2 separate regions of the Homo sapiens genome follow, and region 1 is linked to region 2. Evidence: chromatin contacts called from ENCODE Hi-C or POLR2A ChIA-PET data. All regions are on one chromosome and are shown on one strand. The core of a region is the stretch at or near the end of the contact, and the rest is flanking DNA. Distances in the headings are between cores, read along the strand shown.

Region 1 (3,061 bases), core at 282-2,781, 120 kb after region 2:
GAGTTGGTCATACCTATAATGATGCCAGGTAAGAGATAAGTAATCTGGATGCTAGGGTGTGCTCATTGCTAATGGGTGTCTTTGCTTCTTCTTGGATATTTCAGTGAAGTGATACAGGAATTATATGTATTTACACACTAATATACACATGCCTGGGCTTACATACACACACTTACAGATATGCGTATGCACATGTACTGGTAAATACACTTACCTATGCATATTTTAGGAATAATCAATTCACACTCATACCTTCAATTCCAAGCCATTCCTATAAAGATCTTATCTATAGGTTCTTTTATTTGGATATCTTTTATCATTGTGTGAATCATAGCTCCTAACATCAGAAAGTGTTAATTCTTTTTCTTCTGGATTAATTATCATAATTATTAAAAGCGCACTGTTTATCACCTCTATATATGTAGGTGTGTACACACACATATATAATAGTTGCATTCAAAAGTAATGCAACCACTACATTTTTACAATAAATAATTACATTCAAAAATAATGAGTTTATCACTTTGGAATATGCTGCTCAATATAAGAGTGAAGATTTTTTCACTACTTTATGTACAGAGGGATTGAGTCTACTTATTCCTAGAATAAGACATATGTCATGGAAAAATAGCACTGAGAAGATGAGACCATATTTAGCCTCTAATAAGTACAAGATTTGCAAATGTTTTATGAAACATTATTGAAACTACATTTATGAAATAATATTGGCAACTGCATATGTTCAGCAAAATTCACAGTATAGTCCCCATTAATCTAATAAATACATGATAGGAGTAAATACATAAACATGTATAGAAAGCAAAAGACTTGTTCTATAGCATCCAATAACCTTTTGGCAAATGATAATAAAAAAAGGTCCTCTTTCAAGTTATAATTCTCATTAAAAGAGAAGACGGCATCTTAACTCCACTACGTGCTTCTTTTACTAGAAGTTATATGACTCTTGTTTGGCGTACACCTGTGACTTTTGGCCACTTTTTTTCTAAAATAATGTAAAACTGAGCCATAGTTTGAGACAAGAGTGATTGGGAGAATTCACCAACCTCTTTGCGACTCTTGAGAATACTGAAAAATATAAAAGCAGAAAGGGCAGTGATTTGTAGATTAGTGTTATTTTTCTGCATGTTTACTATAGAGCTTCAAAATCTAATTGTAAGATGGATAGATAAGCAAGGTATAGGATTCTGCCATGTGTTTGTCCACGGGATCACATAAGGGGTCACCACTCTTGGTATTTAATTTTCTACAGATAATCTTTTTGTTTTGTTTTTTTACGATGTTCCCCCCAGAGCAATTCCTTCTTTGAAAATAGGCAGAAAAATGCAGGGTTATTAAGTGAAAGTTATCACCACTCCTTCTGTGTAATTCTGCTATCAATCTGAATTCAGAGTATCTTCTCATGGGCCAGAAGTTTTCAGCCCTCACAGAAATAGGAACGAGACTGGGAAAAATGCAAATCCCTAGCTGTGGTCTAGGCTACCTTGATTAAAGAAGCTCAGTCAACAGAAAAGTCTGGACTCATTGTTTGCTGAATAACCTACGATATTATTTGACATTCCAGCGCAATGCGTCATGAACAAGAGGTGCCATTCTCTGAGAGAGAACGAGAAGGCTGAAAAATGTTCTGGTGAAAAAGACCCACAGGCGTCCCAACCTCAGCCACAAGCAAGTTTTTCTGAAAAAACACGGTTTTAGAGGAGTGGCCATTCCCTGCATTTTCTCTGGAAAATGGCCAGTTCATTTTCCCAGAGGGAATAATAAATCTTCTATTTAACATTTCTTGATTTTCTCTGATTTGCTATACTGGCTGCCACCCTATCCTATTCCCATTTGATTATTTTTTGCGTGAAACAAGTGAAGCCCTGTGTCAGGTATTACAACTGTTTTTCATTTCGCTTAGCCATCACCTTTTGGAAGTATCCCTTACCCTCAACTGTTACCATTCAATTGTAAATATATGAAAAAAATATTTCAAACTTAGGAGACATTCAGAAACATTAAAGAATATTTCTTAATGCTGGCAAAGATATGGTCAAAGAGAAACTCTCCTAGAGTGTTGATGGGAATATAAATTTGTACAACCATTATGAAAAACAGTATGGAGGTTCCTCAAAAAACTAAAAACAGAACTACTATATGATCCAGCAATTCCACTATTGGATATCTATCCAACGTAAAGGAAATCAGTACATCAAAGAGATATCTGCAATCCCTTGTTTATTGCAACACTATTTCACAATAGCCAAGATTTGGGAGTAATCTAAGTGTTTATAAATGGATGAATGAATAAAGAAAATGTCATATATACACAAGAGAATATTATTCAGCATAAAAAAGAATGCAATGCTGTCATTTGCAACAACATGGATGGAATTGGGGGACATTATGTTAAGTGAAACAAACCAGCCACAGAAAGACAACTTTCACATGTTCTCATTCATATGTAAATGTTAAAAATGCTAAAAATTGAACCCAGGGAGATAGGGAGTAGAATGGCAGTTACCAGAGGCTGGGAAGGGTAGTAGGGAGAGGGGCAAAGTGTGGATGATTAATGTGTACAAAAATACAGTCAGATAGAATGAATAAGATCTACTGTTCAGTAGTACAATAGGGTGAATATAGTTAACAATAATTTGTTATACATTTTAAAATAACTAAAATAATGGAATTGGAATGTTCCTAACACAAAGAAATGATGAATGCTTGAGGTGATGGGCATTCCAGTTAGCCTGATTTGATCATTACACGTTGTCTGCCTGTATCAAAACAGCACTTGTACCTCATAAACATATACTACTATTATATACCAATAATAATTAAAAAATTTAAAGTTACTCCACATAAAATTACTCCAAATTTTAAAAAGTGACTCCAAAGACAGCCAATCAAGCAAATGAATGAACATTAAATCCATACTCAACATTTCACCAATACTGTATCAAGGATAAGTGGTTGACATGCATAATTTAATTGTTCTACAAGTGGAAGATAGAGAAATAATAACACTAACAAAAAGTAGAAGTGGATTGGGAGAGACTGC
Region 2 (2,826 bases), core at 154-2,653:
TCGTGCCTGGGACCAGTCTGCCTTTGTAGTATTAACAAATTAGCTACAAGATTAGAAATTACAGTTTAGAGGTCATATAGCCTTTGGCTGCAAGAGTCTGAACTTCCTCAAATTGCTCCTGGGGATAACACCACTGTTGTAAAACCTCAGATCAGTGCTTGAGGTATTTTGCAGACCCTGCACTGGATCGATCAGCTGACATCACTCAGACAGGTAATCTGGCTCAACCAGTTCTGCCACCCCACCCAGGAACAGAAAACAACAAGAAAACCTCACTTTAACCCCCTATGATTCCATCTCCAACTCAACCAATTAGCACTCCCCACTTCTGGAGCCCCTACCTGCCAAATTATCCTTTAAAACTCTGGTCCTGGCTGGATGCAGTGGCTCATGCCTGTAATCTCAAAACTTTGAGAGGTTGAGGTAGGCTGATCACTTGAGGTAAGGAGTTCAAGACCAGCCAGTTGAGGTGGGCTGATCACTTGAGGTCAGGAGTTCAAGACCAGCCTGGCCAACCTGGCGAAACCCTGTCTTTACTAAAAATACAAAAAAAAAAAAAAAAAATTAGGCTTGGTGGTGCTTACTTGTAATCCCAGTTACCTGGGAGGCTGAGGCACAAGAATCGCTTGAACCTGGGAGGCAGAGGTTGCAGTGAGCCGAGATCGTACCACCGCACTCCAGCATGGATGACAAAGTGAGAGTCTGTCTCAAAACAAAAACAAAAACAAAAACAAACAAACAAACAAAAACACAAATGAGAACAACAAAAAAAAACCCCTCTGATCCCTGAATGCTCAGGGAGACTGATTTGAGTAATAATAAAACTCGGGTCTCATGCACAGCCAGCTGTGCATGAATTACTCCTTCTCCATTGTAATTCCCTTGTCTTGATAAATGGGCTCTGTCTAGGCAGGGGGCAAGGTGAACCCACTGTATGTTTACATAACTAGTAAATGGTTATTCTTATATCTCAATCCAAGCAGTTTCACCAAGGATCTTGTGCCTTCATCGTTAAAATGTAGTTATATATTTTTCTAATTCACTACAAAGACACAAGTATTATAATTTGTACCCAAAACTTCCTCTTCTAAACCAACGGACAGAAGGGAGAAGAGGATGTAAGATACATGTAAGGCAGAAAGGAAATGTAATTAAAAATCGAGTATCCAGGAAAGTCAAATTATGGAGAGGGACAAGGTTTGGGGCTACAAAGGAAAAAAATAAATAGGGAGCAGGTGATGTTGACTATGGAATCTTTAAAGATAAAGGTTCTATTTGGGTAGGTGAAGTAGTGAAAGGTGGTAAGAGAGGAGAAAGGAAAAAAACAGTCAGGCAGGCAGTTAGCGTGGGTCCTCCGTTGAATCCTTTGAAACAAAGGAACAGCCTGCAGGCAGAGATAAGGGAAGTTACACAGTGGGGCTTGCCCAAGACATGCCCGCAGCCACACAGATAAGAAAGGCTACACAGGTGACTTGCCCAGACATGCAAGCAATGGAAATTTCCATCTCCTGACACATGCCCAGTAAATGGAACAAAACAATACGGACTAACTCAAGCTAAGGGGCCGTGTGTGCATTAGGAGGATGGGGTAGAGCTACTAGATATGTGTGCCTTATGCAAATGAGAGGCCCAGACCTCACTGGTTTCTTATAAAAGCCTTTGCATTCAATTGTAAAAACAGCAACCCTCTTCCAGGTCCCCTCTCCGCAGCAGAGAGCTTTCTTCTTTCACTTATTAAACTTTCACTCCAACTTCATCCTTTCTGTCCATGCTCCTTGATTCTCTTAGTCATGAGACACAGAACTCTGGGTGATACCTCACAATGAGAGACTGCTACAATGTGGTGCACTGGCGAGACTGCAACAGTGTCATTCCTGATAAAAACAAAACATTGAGTAAAGAAATGGAGGAGGGTCTTGGCAAGACTTGGACTGCCCAGTATGGTGGTGTTGACGAGAGTCCAACTCTGTAAAATATTTGAAGAGATTTATTCTGAGCCAAATATGAGTGACCTTGGCCCGTGACACAGCCCTCAGGAGATCCTGAGAACATGTGTCCAAGATGGTCGGGGTGCAGCTTGGTTTTATACATTTTAGGGAGACATGAGACATCAATCAAATACATTTAAGAAAGACAGTGGTTCAGTCCAGAAAGGCAGGACAACCTGAAGCAAGGCGGGCAGGGGGGTGCTTCCAGGTTATAGGTAGATTTAAATTTTTCTGGTTGAAAATTGGTTGAGTTTATCCAAAGACCTGGGATTAATAGAAAGGAAATATCTGCAACGCAATAAGAGGTTATGGAGTCCAAAGTTTTATTACGCAGATGCAGCCTCCAAGTAGCAGGCTTCAGAAAGAATAAACTGTAAATGCTTCTTACCAGACTTAAGGTCTGTTGATGTTAATGCCAGAGAGATGTAATGAGGCATATTCGACCCCCAATTTCCATCATAGTCTGAACAAATCTTTCAGGTTAAAAGTGCCCTAGCTGAGGAGGAAGCCCATTCAGATGGTTTGGGGTCCTTAGAATTTTATTTTTGGTTTACATTGGTCATTAGCCATATGTGACTACTTTAAGTTAATTAAAATGAATAATGATTAACCATTCAGTATCTGAGTTATAATTGCTACATTTCAAGTGCTCTGTACCCATACATGGCTAGTGGCTACCATACTGGACAGCCAAGAATAGAACATTTGCATTATTTCAAATAGTTGTGTTGGAGAGTGCTGGTCTTGGAAAAATAACTCAGGGTATAGCAGAGCAAAGATGCTTCTATAAGCAGTTAACTTTTAGATGTATAGTATGAAGCAAGGAGAGGGAAAGGTG

Evidence for each region. A loop is a pair of places that touch in the nucleus more often than their neighbours do. ChIA-PET counts read pairs that join two places held with the same protein, here RNA polymerase II (POLR2A). Pooled maps may share reads with other maps.
Region 1: a map of Calu3 shows a loop between it and region 2 (4-fold over the local background). The contact joins two enhancer-like sites. A Hi-C loop is called at or near these places in 1 of 168 maps with a recorded cell type or tissue (Calu3) and 1 of 50 pooled maps. POLR2A ChIA-PET finds 5 or more read pairs at or near these places in 1 of 52 experiments (PC-3).

What each region holds. Positions count from the first base shown.
Region 1 is chrX:4,829,525-4,832,585 of GRCh38, forward strand. No RefSeq gene overlaps it. Among named protein-coding and RNA genes, the nearest start is that of FAM239C, 890 kb to the left of the region's middle. Within about 2 kb of position 1,532, at least 2 of the 41 ENCODE cell types and tissues checked have a DNase peak (open chromatin) inside an H3K27ac peak, as active enhancers do.
Region 2 is chrX:4,709,333-4,712,158 of GRCh38, forward strand. No RefSeq gene overlaps it. Among named protein-coding and RNA genes, the nearest start is that of FAM239C, 770 kb to the left of the region's middle. RefSeq lists enhancers at 1,113-2,312, 1,142-1,643, 1,352-1,641. Within about 2 kb of position 1,404, at least 3 of the 41 ENCODE cell types and tissues checked have a DNase peak (open chromatin) inside an H3K27ac peak, as active enhancers do.